2 separate regions of the Homo sapiens genome follow, and region 2 is linked to region 1. The links are chromatin loops, found by intact Hi-C in ENCODE. Cell type or tissue: HCT116. All regions are shown on one strand. Each heading gives the region's core, and the rest is flanking DNA. Links, peaks and the distances in the headings are about the cores only.

What was found. Peaks named below come from ENCODE experiments on the same cell type or tissue, not always from the same donor. Only the 100,000 strongest peaks of a DNase experiment are listed, where the experiment ranks them.
Region 2: a loop joins it to region 1, with 4 times the contacts of the local background. A loop is called at or near these places in 4 of 110 quality-filtered maps.

The regions. Positions count from the first base shown.
Region 1 is chr1:175,314,963-175,323,887 of GRCh38, forward strand. It overlaps TNR (tenascin R), which reads right to left. Exons shown (of 23, transcript NM_003285.3): 23 at 232-8,514. The coding sequence ends at 8,395. LOC105371623 (a long non-coding RNA gene) reads left to right here. Exons shown (of 4, transcript XR_001738302.2): 2 at 6,020-6,159. Among named protein-coding and RNA genes, the nearest start is that of KIAA0040, 130 kb to the left of the region's middle. In HCT116, for the core only: CTCF peaks have their summits at 2,467 and 4,883 (motif pointing left); DNase peaks (open chromatin) are centred at 2,419 and 4,839.
Region 2 is chr1:174,765,041-174,773,965 of GRCh38, forward strand. The region is part of intron 18 of RABGAP1L (RAB GTPase activating protein 1 like); the gene reads left to right. Among named protein-coding and RNA genes, the nearest start is that of RABGAP1L-AS1, 180 kb to the right of the region's middle. In HCT116, for the core only: a CTCF peak has its summit at 5,102 (motif pointing right); a DNase peak (open chromatin) is centred at 5,141.

The DNA of each region.
Region 1 (8,925 bases), core at 258-8,257:
GCTGAGATATTTAGGATATAATGAAAGCACAGAAACAGGGCGGACAAGGGGCATAGAAGGGGGAGCAGGGCCATGGGGGAGAACAGTCCACCCAAAGGGTGATGCGGAGAAGATGGGCTGGCAGAAGCAGGACTGAAATGTTAAGGAGGGGAGGCCCAGAGAAAAGAAGCCAGGCCCATTCTTAAGACAGGCATGCCCCCCAGTGCCCCTAGGACTCAGAAGACACGCATCTTTCTTTCAGGATCTTTTATTAACGTATAGAAAATGTGTTTAAAAAAGGAACTATACAGAGGCTAAAAGCAACCAGGACTAAAAATACTAGTTAACAATGGTTAACAAGCAGAGATTCCAGTCTTTGAGCTACAGTGCCATGAAAGGATCAGAGAAGTTGGTTTTTCCTCTCCCTTCCTCTGTACATTTTTATTTTTATTTTAGCTAATTAAAGTGTGCATCGTCTGAGGAGTATGTACTCCATTTTCTTTTTTTTTTCTTCCTTCCAGTCTTTCTTTTAAGTAAGCGCTTTTTCAAGCTCATTGTAGCTACAAAGTCAATAAATTGGTCTTTGTTATTTTTACCTGAAAAGGCTGTTAAAGGTTAAAATGACAAACTCAAATTCAAAGGGATTGGAGGATTTGGTGTTTATGATTTCTCAGAACAACAATCTAGAGACCACCAGGGTGGGTTTCAGCTGCTCGGAGCCCCAGTTAATGACCCCCTCAGTGTCACAGTGATTTGCTTAGGGTACTTGGGCATCCCCATGGGCCTGGGGAGTATTCGAGGTTGGAATCATTAGATGTGTGTGTTTGTGCATGTGCACCTGTGTATGTGTGCATGCATGTGTGTGTGTGCATGTGTGTGTGTGTGTGTGTGTGTGTGTGTGTGTGAATGATTGGAAGGAGGAGCCTGTGTGTTAACCAAAATAGACTCACATAGATTCTAAACCTTGAGTCTGTGGGACCATGGTGTGAGTCTGGGCCTCCGCAGTTGGTAAAGGAGCACTTAGTTGGCCGACATTTTTGCAGGAATTGAAGTGTCTATTGCATCTAATGCACAGGTGTCACTGCTGCCCAAGCAGCCCCCACACTGGAATGGAACCAGTGTTCTGGGGTTCTTTCTTGGGGAGATCTATTCCTTTATATATAAACATCATTCAATTAAAGGGAAGGGGTTTATGTCTGGAGTTTTGGCCTGGCAGCTAAAAATACCAGGTTGCCAAGTACTGATTTCCTTCTAAATTCCCCAAAGTAGCAGAGAAAGCTGATATTGTAGCCAACTGTCTTCTGATGCCTTCCCACCCACTAGGGATGTGGGGCAGGTAAGGAGTGGGGAAAAGAAACCAGGGGGATAAGTAAACTGAATGTATCTCCTGCCTTCTAGCCTCATTCCCCAAATATTTCCACTGATGTACTCCCGCAGGGGACTGTGAAGGTGTTTGTACCCCTGGGAGTCTGGAAGGAGGTAGCCTAAATCAGTCTACAACCTGCTGGAGTTAGCCTCAAAATTTATAGGATATCTGCATTTGTGCTATCCATACTGGTTTGAATACACTAATAATATAATCCTTTCTTCCCAAATTCTGGAGTAAAATTGATGCTCTGAGAACATGTGCCATGTTTATTCTGTGGCTTCTCCTTCCTCAATCCTGGCTACACTGCCTGCTCCAGCTTGAAAAAAATGACTGGATATCCCACTCTTCTAATGTTGGGATGTTCCCAAAAGAGTGGGGTGGGGGGTATTGGGTTTATGTTCTGGTTCTTATCTTCCCCCTCTCATTCTGTTGGGGACCCTCTCCCTCGTCTACCAAATTTAAAAAGAAAGAAAAGGAAAGAGATGTCAGAATGTTTCTTATTCCCCATGATGATGAGATTGAGGGTCCCCTGGAGTACATGGCAAAAATAATGCAAGAATTTCCTTTTCTTAAAAGTCAGAAGAAGTGGCATCAAAGCCCCCTTGTAAGAATATTAGTAAAATCCAAGATGGTGGTCACTCAGCTAAATAAATATAAAGAGCAGCCTCATGAAGTGGAAAAATCAAGGGCTTCAAAATTAGACAAAGGTTCAGATTATGGCTCTATTTAGTAGCTGTGTGACTTTGAGCATGTTACTTAACCTTCCTGGCCCTCCCTTCCCTCTTCTATAAAATGGTTAAACCTGACTTAAAGTTTATGGTGAGGATTTAGTAAAGTAATATATGTAAAGCCCTTTGCACAGTATCTGGTAAATAGTGGGTATGCAATAAATGCTATTTATCTTAGTGTTCATTTGTGGAGAATCAAATTAAAAAGCCTATACCAGACCCGAACTCAGCTCTGTTACTAATTGCCTGTGTGAATGTGAGCAAATTGCCTAAACTTTCTTGCCCTTGGTTTCCTTGAGAGGAAATAAAATGAGAGGATTATATTAGATGATCTTGAGTCCCATCCAGCTCTGAAAGTGTATTTCCAACATTTGCCTGTTGGAGGCAGTGTTGAGCATATTAGTGCTCCATGTCAGAATATTAAAGAGCAACACAGGGTCTCCCTAGGGGCTGCTAAACCAGTGATGGGAAGAAAATAACAGTTCATGCATTCTTGTCCTTGTGTTCACTTACTGACAGTGCATCTGGACTGAAACCCTTTCTTGTGACCTAGGTGTTCTAGACCTGTTGGGTGTATGGCTTGCTTCTCAGGGAAGATGTTTGCACCACCTGACCTGAATCCATGGTGCCAGTGAGTGAGTGCCAGTACCCAGGAGAGCTGGCCTCATAAGGATAATAGAGTTAAATGTTTTTGAACTGGAACTTTAGCATTAGCCTGGCTTCATGGCCCAGACAATAAGGAGCTGTTTTATGAAGTTATCAGAGGGGGCTGAGTGTGTCTGAGGAACAAGAGCTGTGTTATTTGGATGCACTGCAAGAGCCTTATTAAGCTTGAGGAAGGAGAGAGGATTTCCCCTTTGGAGAAAATGCAACACTGTCCAAAGACTGTGAGGTTTGCCAAGGACATTTGGACAATGAAGTGCTGCAGGTGCAATGAAGTCATGTTTCAGGCAAAGATTGACCTTAAAAAAATAAACAGAATGCTGGAGATGACAAATCAGGCTTGTGACTACTGGTGACGCAAAAGTCAGATCCAGGCAGAACTGGTTGAGCAAAGAAAGAAAGTCCTTCTGCTTCTGGTTTTCGGTGCAGTGACAGGCCTTGGTGCCTTAGTTTCTCCTCAAGTTAAGTGGGTGAATGGCAGAAGCTCTGGTGGGAGGCTGGAGGCCAGAACGTGAGAAGCCAATGCTGCTTCCTCTCCCATGGCCGCTCCTGCCTTGTCTCTGCCTTTCAGTGTGGTGCCACCGGTAGAAGGCTTGTTTTGAATCTCCAATGATCCATCAGCTTCTTCTTAATTTTATATTTTTCTTCTTTCCACCTGTTTCTCAAGGCTTGATGAATGTAGAACTGGCATAAACAAATCCAGAGTGGATACAATTAGAAAGAACCAGAGACATTTTTTCAAATTGGACCTGAATCTACACCAATACATCATCTTAAAGCATATAGGAGTTACTTTCCCTGCTTGCTTTTGAAAGTTTTCATTTGGTCTGTGAGTTCTCATCTGGACTGGTAGTGTCCAAATGACCCAGTATTGTTGAAGAAAGCTTTATCACATATGTGTAGGATTGGGTTATGGAAGAAGCAAAGGTTTGAGGAGGCATTCAGCTAAACATCTTCAGGAATGTGGTCAAAGAGAGGCTACAGGAACAACCCCAGGGGCCAGCCTGTAACTCAGCTTTCTTTAGAGGATAGACCCTCTCTGTCATGGTAACCTGGATGAAAGCAGACCATCAGGGAAGTGAGGCAGAGCTGAGTATGCAGCTCCTGGCATCTGGGTGGGAGGCAGACTCCCAGACTTCACACATCTGCCCCATTCCTCTGAGGTCCTGAGACTCCTCCTGCAGCCGTGGCAAGTTTGAAGCAAGTGAAAACAAATTATCCCAACTTCTTTGGGATTATTGAAACTGAACTGAATTTTGAATCTTTCAGAGGTTTCTTAATAAAAATTTAAGAGTGGACAGTGAGATGCAAGGAAGGCGGAAAGTGTCCCCCAACCCCATGCCCTACCTCCTTGGAAGAAAAGACATGGAACTAAGAAATCAGATTGACTAGTATTCTGGTGATAAGAAAGCAAGCAGTAGAATACCATATATCCTGGGCATGTGGCCCCACCTTTCCTGAAATTCTGGGTGGAGGTTACAAAAAAGAAAAAGAAAAAGAAAAAATGTTTTCATGTCCCTAGGGTATTTGCAAATCCAGGTCACCAGCTAGTCTATTTCAACACCCATAGCTTGGTGTATCTAGTGTTCTTGCATGTTCTGTCTTTTCTCCAGAGGAGAGGACAAAGAGGAACTCATAAACTCTTTCCCAACTGATGCTTTTACAAGAGCTATTTGAAAAGATTCCACAATGACTTTTTGTCCCTTAATCTACAGCTCTGCTCTGAGACTGGATTTGAAAAGTAAAAATGTGATTAGGATTGTTTGGTTTGGCATTGAGGTTATTGGCAACCATGGTTCTTTAGGTCTGGCTTTGAAATATCAGGGTGCTGGTTGGTTCTCAGGTGGAAGGAAGCGGGGCATTAGGAGTCCTACCACTTTATGAGTAGTAGAGGGGGAAGTTGGTAGGTGAGGGACAGGTGGATTCAAATATTTGTAGATGTTTGCTTTGCATTTCCTTGCTGCCATATGTTGTTGTTGTTCTTTTACAAATCAATCTCCCATACAAATCAGCTGGCCGGTTTTCCTGAGTCCTGGTTTGGCTCTCCTGGAAACTTGGAGACGTGGCCTTTCTCAACCCCGCTGACGTTTCACACGGGGTTTCAGGAGGTGACTGCCACCTTGTGGCCACACTTAGCAAGTCCCCTTCCACCAGTTCACTGTGGTCTCAAGGCCAACAGTTTTCCACAGACTTGTCATTCTTGCCACCTCTTCTACACCTGACCCCTTCACCTTCCAGAAATAACCCTGGTGAATGTGCATCTGATATGTTGGAAATTATCTTTATATGTTGGGGAAATGCAAAAAAGGGAAACTGCCTGGACCTTGGGTCTAGACAGTGAATCTATTGCAGTCATTGGTGGTGGTTTTGGTTTTGGGTATTAGTACATATCCTGATGTGTCTGTAGTTAAACAGCCTCTGAGAAGGGTCTACCTCGATTCCTTTTGAGTCCCTTGAGGGAAACTGGTGTGCATAGGGTGGGTGCTTTGAGAGTATTGCTTACTGGATCTACCTTTGGGAAATGCAGTTGTGCTTGGAGGAGCAGGATAAGCAGGAATCAGCGAGGAAAGTTATGAGCATTGAGTCAAGTTGACCATAGACCTTGGGATGAGAGTGGGGCACAGTGTCTTTTAAACATGGTGAAAACTCATGAGAAAATCACCCTATTAAATAAAAGGAATCTATAAATCCTTTTATAGAGGGTTGAATAAGCTGATCTTTGAAGTCTCTTTCTTGCTTCAAAATAAAGCTATGCAATGCCGCTGGTACTATTTATAAAAATGTTCCATAGTGTAGAATGGTTTCAATAAAAGGAAGATTTTTGTTTCCACTGATGTTTCTTGACTTTCACCTGAATTGACAACACATAATCTTTTTCCATTTCAACTTCCTTGATGAAGTGGGCGTGCTGGCACCACCCAGGTACCTGGTCTCTGTTTTTATGGACAAAAAGAGTTCAGCCTCTCACTCGGCATGATCTTTTCTGCAGTATTTTCGTGTGTGTGTGTGTGTGTGTGTGTGTGTTTTACTTATGACTCCTGAATCAATCTCTCTCTTTTCTTTCCCTCCCTCCCTCCCCTTCCTTCTTTCCTTCCTTCCTTCCTTCCTTCTTTCCTTCTTTCCTCATTAAACAGGGAGTCTAGTGAATTTTCATTACCTAATTGTGCTGTCCCACCATGCCAATTTCTACTTAGGTTTTCAGATCACAGATTAGCATCATTGACCGTCAAAACTGAAAGGGAAATTAGAACTCATTCTAGTCTAATCTCTCATCTGACAGATGAAGAAACTGGCCCAGAGAGGTGAAACAACCCAGCCGATGTCATGTCGTAGCTAAGATGACAGCTGTTGGCCTGTACCTCGGCCCTCAAGTTTCCCATGCAATGTGCTTCCTACTATTCATTGTTGCCCCGTCTCTAGGTAAGTCTTCTGTAATTTACATGCTTGTTGAAAGGATCTGTTTCTGTTTTTTCCTCCTCCCAGTTTGTTGAAGCCCATGGTTAACTGAGAAATGCAAGTGGTGCCTAGGTTTTTCAGGGTTATGCCTGTCACATCCACACTGCCGCAGTGAACAAAGCCTAGAAGCCTGCGGCAAGGGAAGCGCCTCCATTCAATGGTGGCTGGCTGCATCCCCATGAGGTCCGAGGCCTGATGGTCAGCCCAAGGGACTTTTCATCTTGGTTCTCAAAGCTTGGTAAGAGTGAGGATATTTCCATTAGAAAATTGCCGACACTAAGGCTCATCCAGTAACTGGTTGGCAAAGGTACACACTGCTCTGGTCAGACAAACATAGGCACTACAGAAAATGGTGCTGGGCCTTGAGGAATGGGAGAGGAAAGGGAGAAGACAGCTCAGGGAACTGGGCATGGATCTGGGCAGATGTTGCGGGGATGGTTGCTGATATTGGATTTGGAGGAGAAATTGAAAGGTCACGGCTTCTAGAGCATCTAGCTCTCTTGGGCTTAAGATCAAATTGTGCTAGTGAAGACAGTGCATCTCATAAAATGGGAAGTAGGCCCACAGTTATCACCTATTCACCTTTGGATTTCTGGATGTAATTTCCTTTGGCTATTGTCATTTTTCCTTTGCAAGGCAGAATAATAAAAGAAGATGGAAAGGCTTCTCATGATCTCACCTCATTAAGAAGGTCATTCCTGTTTCCCATAGGACCAAAAAAGAAAAAAAAAATCAACCTCTTTCCAGGATTATCAGTCAGGGGTATAGCTCTCTGGGCATATACCTTCTTCTCCTGACTCTTATTAAGCCACCTACACTAAGGAGGGCTTGGGTGAAGATAGATATGAGGCCTTCGGTTTGCAATTCAGAAAAAAAGAATCTGTGACAAATAGGACCAGAAATGGAGAAAACAGGGCTAGGGAAGATCTGTGTTTCCCATGGAAACTATAATCTCTATGGCAGTGCCCTGATTTTGACTTCTTCAGTCCTTTCCTCAATGCTTGACCCAAAAGTGCTAAAAACTACAACCATCTCCCCCTCCTACCTTTGCAGAAAGTGACTGTCTGTCTGACCTGAGGGTGGGGGCAGTGGCTGATGACTCACAGGCACATAGCCACTGTGCCACCCAGGGCCAGGAGCAGGCAATGCCTTGGGAACTAGATTCCAAAATGCTGGTTGGGCTTTTGAGGCTCTGGGGTCTAAGACAGGATGGGATTAGGCAAAAGACTCCATCAGGGCCAGAAAAGAGCCACTGTTCTTGAAAGGTAACAGGACATGTGGCTGGTATAATAAGAGTGTCAGAAGATGAGAATCTTTGGCCCATTATAAAGGACTTGGGGCTGGATGCAGTGGCTGTAGCCTGTAATCCCAGCATTTTGGGAGGCTGAGGTGGGAGGATTGTTCAAGGCCAGGAGTTTGTGACCAGCCTGGACAACACAGTGAGACCCCCATCTCTACAAAAAATAAAAGAAAAATCAGCCAGGTATGGTGGCTCATGCCTGTAGTCCCAGCTACTCAAGAGGCTGAGACGAGAGGATCACTTAAGCTCAGGAAGTCGAGGCTGTAGTGAGCTGAGATTGCACCACTGCACTCCAGACTGAGCAAGAGTGAGATACTGTCAAGAAAGAAAGGAGGGAAGGAGGGAAGGCAGGAAAGAAGGAAGGGAGGAAGGAAGGAAGGAAGGAAAAGAACCTGGGTTGTTGGGATGCGGTGTAGTTGATCTGTTTCCTTTTAAGGGGAATTGTTGGCAAAACTCTCTTGCTGAGGCTCTTTTCTCTGGGCCAGTGTGAGAACCTGGCCATGTCAGGCTGTGACAAAATCACAAATACCTGGAAGGCAGAGGACATCTCAGAAGAAGGGTAGAAAAATGTGTGTGCCTGTCACCATAACAATCTGCACCCCACGACTTGGCTTTGAATTGGCCCTTTAAGAAAACTTCCTACTTCTCCTCCTTGGTGGGAAAGGAGGTGAAGGTTGAGGAGGCCTGGGTAGGAGGGAGAATGGAGACTGAGGGTCAGGCTCCAGGGCAGCAGAAACCAAGAGCAGATGTTAGCCAGCGGATTCCTGCGACATCCCTGCTTCCTTCACATACTCTTAATATGTTGCAAAACACATTGCTATTACCCTCCCCCCTTGTTTCATATTATAAAATACAAACAAATGACAGAAAATATTGGTTGGCTTGCAGCCGCCCACTGCTCAGAACTGTAAGGACTGCCGTTTTCTCCCTGCCATGAGACGGTGGTTGTAGGGGCGCATCTTCATTTCCACAAAGGGGATGGAGAACTCATGGCCTTTCCAATGGTACCAGTTGATGCCCTGGGCGTGAGAAAGATAAGCATGTCAGGTCATCCCCCACCATGGAACGCCCCACTTCAAAAAAGGGGTAATTATGGGAACAGGGAATCCACAATGTGGGGTTAGCTATTTTCAGCTAACATGAAGCTTCAAGGCCGAGTTCCCAATAAAGTGAAAGGGGCAGAGTCTCTTTCTAGCTTTCTCCTTAAATGTGCCGGTGGCCTGGGTCTTTCCAGGGAACATGTTGCAGGTCATTCCTTATTGCCAGCTTTGTTTTTGGCTTCCAGGAGTGGCATGCACCAGTAGATGGTTGTGAAATCCCAACAGGGTGGAAGCATTTGGAAGAGAATAACTGTGTTTGACTGCTCACTCCTAATGGGAGACTTAGGCGGTTTCTACCTAGGGTGACAAACCCTTTTGGTTTGCCTAGAA
Region 2 (8,925 bases), core at 363-8,362, 550 kb before region 1:
TGTCCGTGTCAATCTCATCTGTCCGTGTTTGACCATGGCTGCAACCGTAGGGCAGGAATTCCTCCCGTATTAGCAGGGTGAATAGGAGACAATCGAAACAATGAGGGTTTGATTCTTCTACATCCTTGCTAACACTTGTTATTGTCTACTTTATTTTTTATTATAGCCACCTTAGTGGACATGAAGTGACATCTTGTTATGTTTTGATTTGCATTCTCCTGATGTGGGACATCTTTTCTAGTCTACAGCCATACCACCCTGAATGCGCCCGATCTCATCTGAACATATTTTCATGTGCTTATTGGCCGTTTGTATATCTTTTTTGGAGAAATGGCTGTTCAGATCCTTTGCCCACTTTCTAATTGGGTTTCCTGCACTTTTATTGTTGAGTTGTAACAGATATATATTTTTTGAGTCAGGGTCTCATTCTGTTGCCCAGGCTGGAATGCAGTGGCATAATCATGGCTCACTGCAGTTTCAGACTCCTGGGCTCAAAGGATCCTCCTACATCAGACTCCCAAGTAGCTGTGACTACGTGTGTGCCACCATGTCCAGCAAATTTTTTTTTTTTTTTAGAGACAGGGTCTTACTATGTTGCCCAGGCTGAGCTATAACAGTTCTTTATATGTGCTGGGTATTGCCTCCCATTCTGTGGACTGTCTTTTCATTTTCTAGATAATGTCCTTTGAAACACAAACATTTTTAATTTTAAGGAAGTCCAATTTATTTTTTCTTTAGTTGTTTGTGCATTTGGTGTCATATCTAAGGTCACGAAAATTTCTTCTTCTAAGGGTTTTATAATTGTAGCTTTTACATTTAGGACTTTGATGCATTTTGAGTTAATTTTTGTATATGATGTAAGGCAGGGCATTATGGCTGAATCGTGTTTCCCCCCTACCCCCAAAATTCATATGTTGAAGTCGTAACCCCTAGTTACTCAGACTGTGACAGTATTTGGAAATAGAATCTTTAAAGAGGTAATTAAGTTAAAATGAGCTCATTAGGGTGGGCCCTAGTCCAATATAACTAGTATCCTTAAGAGGACATTGGGACACAGACATGTATGGAGAGAAGATCATGCAAAGTCACAGGGAGAAGACAGCCATCTACAAGCCAAAGTGTGAGAAGAAACAAACCCTGCTGACACCTTGATCTTAGACTTCTAGCCTCCAGAACTGTGAGAAAATAAATCACTGTTGTTAAGCCACCCAGTCTGATTCCTTTTTATGACAGCCCTAGCATACCATACACTAGGGGTACACCTTCATCCTTTAGCACATGGCTATCTACTTGTCCCCATACCATTTGTTGAAAAGACTCTTCTTTCTCCTTTGGATGGTCTTGGCATCCTTGTCAAAAATCAGTTGACCATGGACAGTTTTATTTCTGGAGTCTCTATTCCCTTATCTGTGTGTCTGTTCTTACACCAGTACCACAGTCTTGATTACTCTAGCTTTGTAATAAGTTTTGAGATAAGGAAGTGTGCATTCTCCAGTTTTGTTCTTCTCTTTCAAGATTGTTTTGGCTATTCCAGGTCCCTTGCATTTTCATATGAATTTTAGGATCAGTTTGTCAGTTTCTGCCAAAAAGGCAATAGGATTTTAATAGGGATTGCTTTGAATCTCTGTATCCATTGAGGAGTAATGCCATCTGAATGTAAACCAAAAATGAAATCCTAAGCCCCCTGACCATTCTTTTACCTCAGTCCCTTGACAAGGGCATCTCAGAGGTAACCTGAAAAAACAAATTCAGCCCATGATGGGGGAAGGTGGGAGTCTGACATGCCTCATTATGCCATCTTCCCTTTTGGAATCACCAATAGAACAGACTTGTTAAGTCTGTTAAACATTTACAATCTATTCTCTCCAAGCCTGCTATCTGGAGGCTTCACCTGCATGATAAAACCATGGTATCCACAACCCCTTATCTTAACCCAGACATTCCTAAGTGTTTAGACAACAACTTAACTTTTTCAACCAATTGCCAATAAGAAAATCTTTGAATCTACCTGTGACCCGGAAGCTCCCACTTCCCCGTTGTTTCACCTTTCTGGACCAAACCAATGTACATCTTCCATGGATTTGATTGATGTCTCATGTCTTCCTAAAATGTATAAAACTAAGCTGTTCTCCGACCACCTTGGGCACATGTTTTCATGATCTGAGGGCTGTGTCATGGGCCATTGGTCATTTATATTTGGCTCAGCATAAACCTCTTCAAATATTTTACAGAGCTTGACTCTTCATCGACATTAACAATATTGAGACTTTTGATCCATGAACATGAGGTTTTTTCACATTTATTTAGGTCTTATTTAATTTTTTTTGATGATACTTTGTGGTTTTTAGCATACAAAAGTCTTAAAGCACTTGAAAAAATTTAATTCTAACTTTTATTCTGCTTGATGCTATTGTGAATTGAATTGTTTGTTAATTTCATTTTCACTGCGTCCTCATTACTGGTATCCAAAAATACAACTGACTTTCCTTTTTTTTTTTTTTGAGACGGAGTCTCACCCTGTCACCCAGGCTGTAGTGCAGTGGCGCAATCTCGGCTCACTGCAAGCTCCGCCTCCCAGGTTAAATAGAACCAACTTATCTATATTGATCTTATAACCTGCAACCTTGTTGAACTCATTTTCAGCTTTAATATTCATGTATGTGTATTGTGTGTTTCCCAAGATTTTTGAAATACAAGATGTCATTGTATTAGTATGTTTTCATGCAGCTGATAAAGACATACCCGAGACTGGGCAATTTACAAAAAAAAGGGGTTTATTGGACTTACAGTTCCATGTGGCTGGGGAGGCCTCACAATCATGCCTGAAGGTGAAAGGCACATCTCACGCGGCTGTGGCAAGAGAGAGAATGAGAGCAAAGTGAAACAAGTTTCCCCTTATTAAAACATCAGATTTCGTGAGACTTATTCACTACCACAAGAACAGTATGGAGGAAACCACCCCCATGATTCGGTTATCTCCACCTGGTCCCTCCCACAACACATGGGAATTATGCGAGTACAATTCAAGATGAGATTTGGGTGGGGACACAAAGCCAAATTGTATCAGTCATCTTGTAGACATATTTTTACTTCTTCCTTTCTGATTTGGATGCATTTTCTTTCTTTTTCTTGCCTAATTCCTCTGACTAAAACCTCCAGTACTGGCAGAATAGGTAACTAGGCAGACATGAACAGGACAGGAGAGGGCCCTCCTCCCCAGGAATGTCAGGTGACCATCAGGTAATGGTCATGCAGTTGTTAAACTATCTAACATAATGGTTGTAGCTTGCGCCAGGGAAAGGCTGTCTCCCAATAGATAGAAACCACCTGAAGCTGGTGATCAGCAGCTTCTTAATAAGATCTCAGGATTTTGCGAGTAGGCTCAAGCATGCCCACCAGGAGGCAAACTGGTGGAGTTTAACAGGTATATGACCCTCCTCTGGGAACACTAGTCAACTGGTAAGGGAAAAATACCTCAAATGAACATGCACACAACTTCAGTAAACACACTGTACATGCGGCCCCACCCCAGGGCTAGCAGGCCACTGTGCATGTGGACAGCCCACCCCAAGGGAAGAATCAGGGGAGAAGAAACACAAACCCTGGAATCATGCCAATGTATAAAACCCTAAGTCAAGGGTCAGACAGTATACTTGAATCTCTCAAGTTGCCTGCTTGGCTCACTTCCAAGAATACTTTACTTCCTTTCATTCCTGCTCTAAAAGTTTTTAATAAATTCTCACTCCTGCTCAAAAACTTGCCTTAATCTCTCACTCTGCCTTATGCCCTCTTGGACAAATTCTTTTTATTGAGGAGGCAAGAATCTCGAGTTGCTGCAGACCTGTACAGATTCACTGCTAACAGTACAATGTTGAATGGAAGTGGCAAGAGTAATTATCTTTGTCTTGTTCCTGATCTCTTTTACCCTCTATCAGAAAAGTTTTTTTTTTCCTTAGAACTTCATTTCTGGATTACTACTGTCACCACCATTGTCACTGTAACCACCTGACAGGTGCTTCCTGCCCACTGCACAAACAAAATCAATTCATGGAGCATTGCAGTAAAGAAAGAGGTTAATTGATATGAAGACAGCCACACTTTGCAGGTGATGGAATTATTACTCAAATCAGTCTCATTGAAGGTTAGGGATTTTCCCAAGGTAGTTTGGAAGAAGGGGTGGAGGTGGCTAGACAATGGATACTTGCTGCTGATTGGTTGGGGGCACAATCATAGGGGTGTGGAAAACGGTCATCTTGTGCGCTGAGTTGCTTCTGGGTGGGGCCACAGGAGCAGTTGGTGGGTCCAGGTGGAGCCATTGGTGTCATGCAAAAAACCTGAAAAGATATCCCAAAAGGCCATTCTTAGGTTCTATAATAGTGATGTTATCTACAGGAGTAATTGGGAAAGTTGCATATCTTGTGACCTCCAGAATAATGGCTGACAATCACGTCCACACCATAGAAGAATTCAAGCTCCTCTATCCCCCTAGCCTGGTGGTCTCTCATTAGCTTTACAAGGTCGGTTGAGTTTTGGGGAAAGGCTATTATCATTTAAACTATAAACTAAATGTTTCCCAAAGTTAGCTTGGCTTAAGCCCAGGAATAATGAATGGCAGCTTGAAGGCTAAAGCCAGGAGGGGAGTTGGCTAGATGAGATCAAGAAGTTAGCCGGGCATGGTGGTGGGCGCCTGTAGTCCCAGCGACTCCAGAGGCTGAGCCAGGAGAATGGTGTGAACCCAGGAGGCAGAGCTTGCAGTGAGCCGAGATCACGCCACTGCACTCCAGCCTGGGCGACAGAGCAAGACTCCGTCTCAAAAAAAAAAGAAAGAAAAGCAAAAGACCTTGAAACTGGAAAATGGATTTCAGTTCTCCCTAGTCTTTGATGTACCAACTTGGGTTAAAAGTTCTTGTTTCTGTGTTTGAAGATAGTGACTTAAGGAAGAACTGAAGTTGGGAATGTAGTTTCTGTAGTTAATATTCATGTTACAAAAATAGAAGTCTAAACACCTGAAAAAAAGAATGAAACAACTCATAAACTTTTTTTTTGGATTTGCAATGATTTTGTACATTCCATTAGTTTTGTAACTTTCATGAAGGAATGCCTATTGTCCTGTTGGTGGCAGTAAAACACCACTCCTGGATCATTTGTTACTTGAATATTTCATTTGTTTGTTTTTAACTTTCTCTAGTGCATCTTCAGTTTGATGATAGGTTAGTTTCAAGATGCTATCTAGTAAATGCTAAAACAAACCAACAAACACAAATACTGGGCTTCTAATTAGGATACTCAAGGAATTTTAAAGTTTTAAAGTTTCAGAAATAATACATTTTATGAAACAGGGATCTGTATCAGGAAAAAATGTATATCATCACAGTACCATGCACATATTATATAATACCTTAAATTTGTTGAAGCAATTTCTCATTACTTATTTCTCATGAAACAATCCAAAATATCAAGAAGGGAAGACAGTTGAATAAACACACCATTTCCAAGTAGTCAGTGATTAAATTGAACTTAATGTACCCTAAGAAATACAAGCTCCCTTGACAGAGAACAAACAGAACAAAAAAATCCAGTTTCCTCCTTGTTCTATTTTTGTGAGCAAAATAAGTACTCATTTAAGCTTCCATCCCTTTTACTTAAAAATCCCTCTCTGTCTTCATCCTCTTCTGCTTTGCTCTTGTCTTTAATGAAGGTCTGTTCTGCCCCCATTCCAAGGCTAACTTCCTCACTATGTCCTTGATCCCATCTTTCCTGTCTCTCTTTGGAGAAGCCTGTGATGGTTAGTTAGTTCACTTATTCAACAGATATTCACTATTGACAGTCCCTGGGTTAGATGTCAGGGGATACAGAGATGACATTCTGTGTCCTGAAGTTGTCACATCTAATAGGGGAGGCACACAGACATAAGAATTCAGTGTGTTTGATCCTGGGGTTTAAAAGGGATCTTTGGGAGCCTAAAGGCAGAATGCCAAATTCATTCTGGGAAACTAGTAAACATTTTCCAAAGGTGGCATCTAACCTGAGAATAGGACATGAGGGTGAGAGTGAACAGCATGTAGAAGAGGAATGAGGAAGAATGGCTGAGGCAAGTCCTTTGCCATGGCACATTTGAGGGGGATGCGCAGGATACGATTCTGAGGGGCTTTAATTACATTTCTGCCATCAATTTATTGTGGAATTTTAATCAAATCATCTAACCTTTTAACACTTAATTTCCTAACTTATAAAATAAAGAGACAGGGAAGCATGCTCTAAATTTATGTCATGCCAGCTGTGTCAATCTGTGCTATAGGTGTGTGTATATGTGTGTATGTTTGTATGTCTTATATAACCATTTCAGTCCTTTAATGAGTAGATAAGAATCTTTGTATAATTTGCATGTTTGTTGTTTAAGTGCTTGGCTAAATTTATCTTTGCCTCTTTTACAAAAAAAAAAGTGTTTACAGAACAATATAATAAAATTAGGAGCAAAGGAATATTTTATTTGTTATACTTCAAGATGAATACCACCAAAATGTTTTCATTTCAACTTAAAAATCTCTTTATAACCATACTTGAATATAAACAACCCATTTGTTCTACATTAGTGAAATGTTAGTGTGTGTATTTTCTAGCACTCACACCTCTGCACTGTGATCATTCTATCAGGTATTTCTAGATATCCAAGCAATGTGTTGGATCTATGTAAAAAAAATCTGACAGCTACCATCAATAACAATATAATTGTGTAGCATTTAAACAGTTTGTAATGAGCTCTCAAATGCATTTTTTAAATGTTTAATAAATAAAATTAATAGTAAGACACCTATCATTTATTGAGCACTTAAAATGTATCTGATGCTGTGCTAAGCACTTTAAAACTAATCTTCACGGCCGGGCACATTGGCCCACGCCTATAATCCCAGCACTTTGGAAGGCCGAGGCAGGTGGATCACGAGGTCAGAAGTTCAAGACCAGCCTGGCCAAGATGGTGAAACCCCATCTCTACTAAAAATACAAAAAATTAGCCGGGCCTGGTGGTGGGTGCCTGTAATCCCAGCTACTCGAGAGGCTGAGGCAAAGAATTGCTTGAAGCCGGGAGGCAGAGGTTGCAGTGAGCTGAGATCACGCCACTGCACTACAGCCTGGACGACAGAGTCAGACTGTCTCAAAAAAAAACAAAAAACAAAACAAAAAAAAATAACTAATCTTCACTACCTTTAATTTTGTTTATTGTAGTATAATATACGTAACATAAAATGTACAATTTTGGTCAGGGCAGTGGCTCAGGCCTGTAATCCCAGCACTTTGGGAGGCCAAGGTGGGTGGATCACCTGAGGTCAGGAGTTCGAGATCACCCTGGCCAACATGGAGAAACCCCATTTCTACTAAAAATACAAAATTAGCGGGTGTTGTGGCGTGTGCCTGGCTACTCAGGAGACTGAGATGGGAGAATCGCTTGAACCCGGGAGGCGGAGCTTGTGGTGAGCTGAGATCGCACCACTGCACTCCAGCCTGGGCAACAGAGCAAGACTCCATCTCAAAAAAAAAAAAAAAAAAAAAAAAAGTACAGTTTTAACCATTCCTAAGTACACAGTTCAGTGACATTAGGTAAATTGACATTGTTGTGCAACTATCACCACCATCCATCTCCAGATCTTTTTTTCATCTTGCAAAACTGAAACTCTTGCACCTGTTAAATAGTAACTCCCCATTCCTTTCTCCCCTTAGCCCCTGGCAGTCACCATTCTGCTTTCTGTCTCTATGAATTTGGCTACTCTAGGTACCTCATGTAAGTGGAATTATATCGTATTTGTCTTATCTCTGGCATATTTCACTTAGCATAGTGTATGACCCTTAATTTTTTTACTGACATTAATTAAAAGAAATCCTAATTTTAACAATAATTCTATTACTGTTAATATTGTATTACTATTTTATCAGTGATTCTATTACTGTTAATACTGTATTGACTTGTTGGTATGAATCAATATGCTCATTTTACAGATTAGGAAACTAAGACTTATAAAAAGTTAAAAAACTTGGTTAAAGTCATTCAGTTAGGCAAATGACATACCACAATCACAACTAGGCCTGTCTTACTACAGAGGCAGTGTTCTTAACTTCTAAGCTATGGGGTGTGTGTGTGTGTGTGTGTTTATTTTAAACCTTACAATTGCTCTGTGAACAAGAGATTATATCCTACTTGATACTCAAATCCCAGGCATGGCGACATATGCCTGTAATCCTAGCTACTTGGAAGGCTAAGGTGGAAAGATCACTTGAGCCCATGAGTGCAAGACTAATCTGAACAACATAGTGAGACCCGTTATCTAAAAAGTAATAAACAAATAAATAAATAAAAGCCAGGTGGCTCTCACTAAAAATTCCATGCCTTTTTACGTTATACAGCAGGAGACCCTTAAATTATAGTGAAATCAGTCTCCATTCCACAAATCTATGTTGACATCATACTATGAGTGAAAACAGGTTTTTTAATTCAAGTTGTTTGAATTAAGCATATTCTATTGTATGTTCAAAGATAGTTGTCCCAATTTAAAAATGTCCTTGGTTGAATAGGATAGAAGCAGAGCCAGAGCAACCAAGAGCCATTGCTATATGAACAAATAATTGAATTTAGGCTAATGAAAATGAACTCACTGTCAAAAATCATCATGAAATTAAAATATTCTCTGCTCTTGACTGGCTGGAATAATATTTGATTCCTGAGTTCTGCCTTTCCACTTATTCTGTCATAATCTTTGAGATATATGAAGTCATCCCTGAATACTGTTTAATGCTCTGGTTAAACTCCATTTCACTCTGACCAATCAGAGTATGTGAGCTGATCATAAGGAGCTATTATCAAGAGACTTGTCAGAGGATTCACTGCCCAATATGTTTTTATGACCCTTTTTATCTGTAAGAGTTGCTGGTATT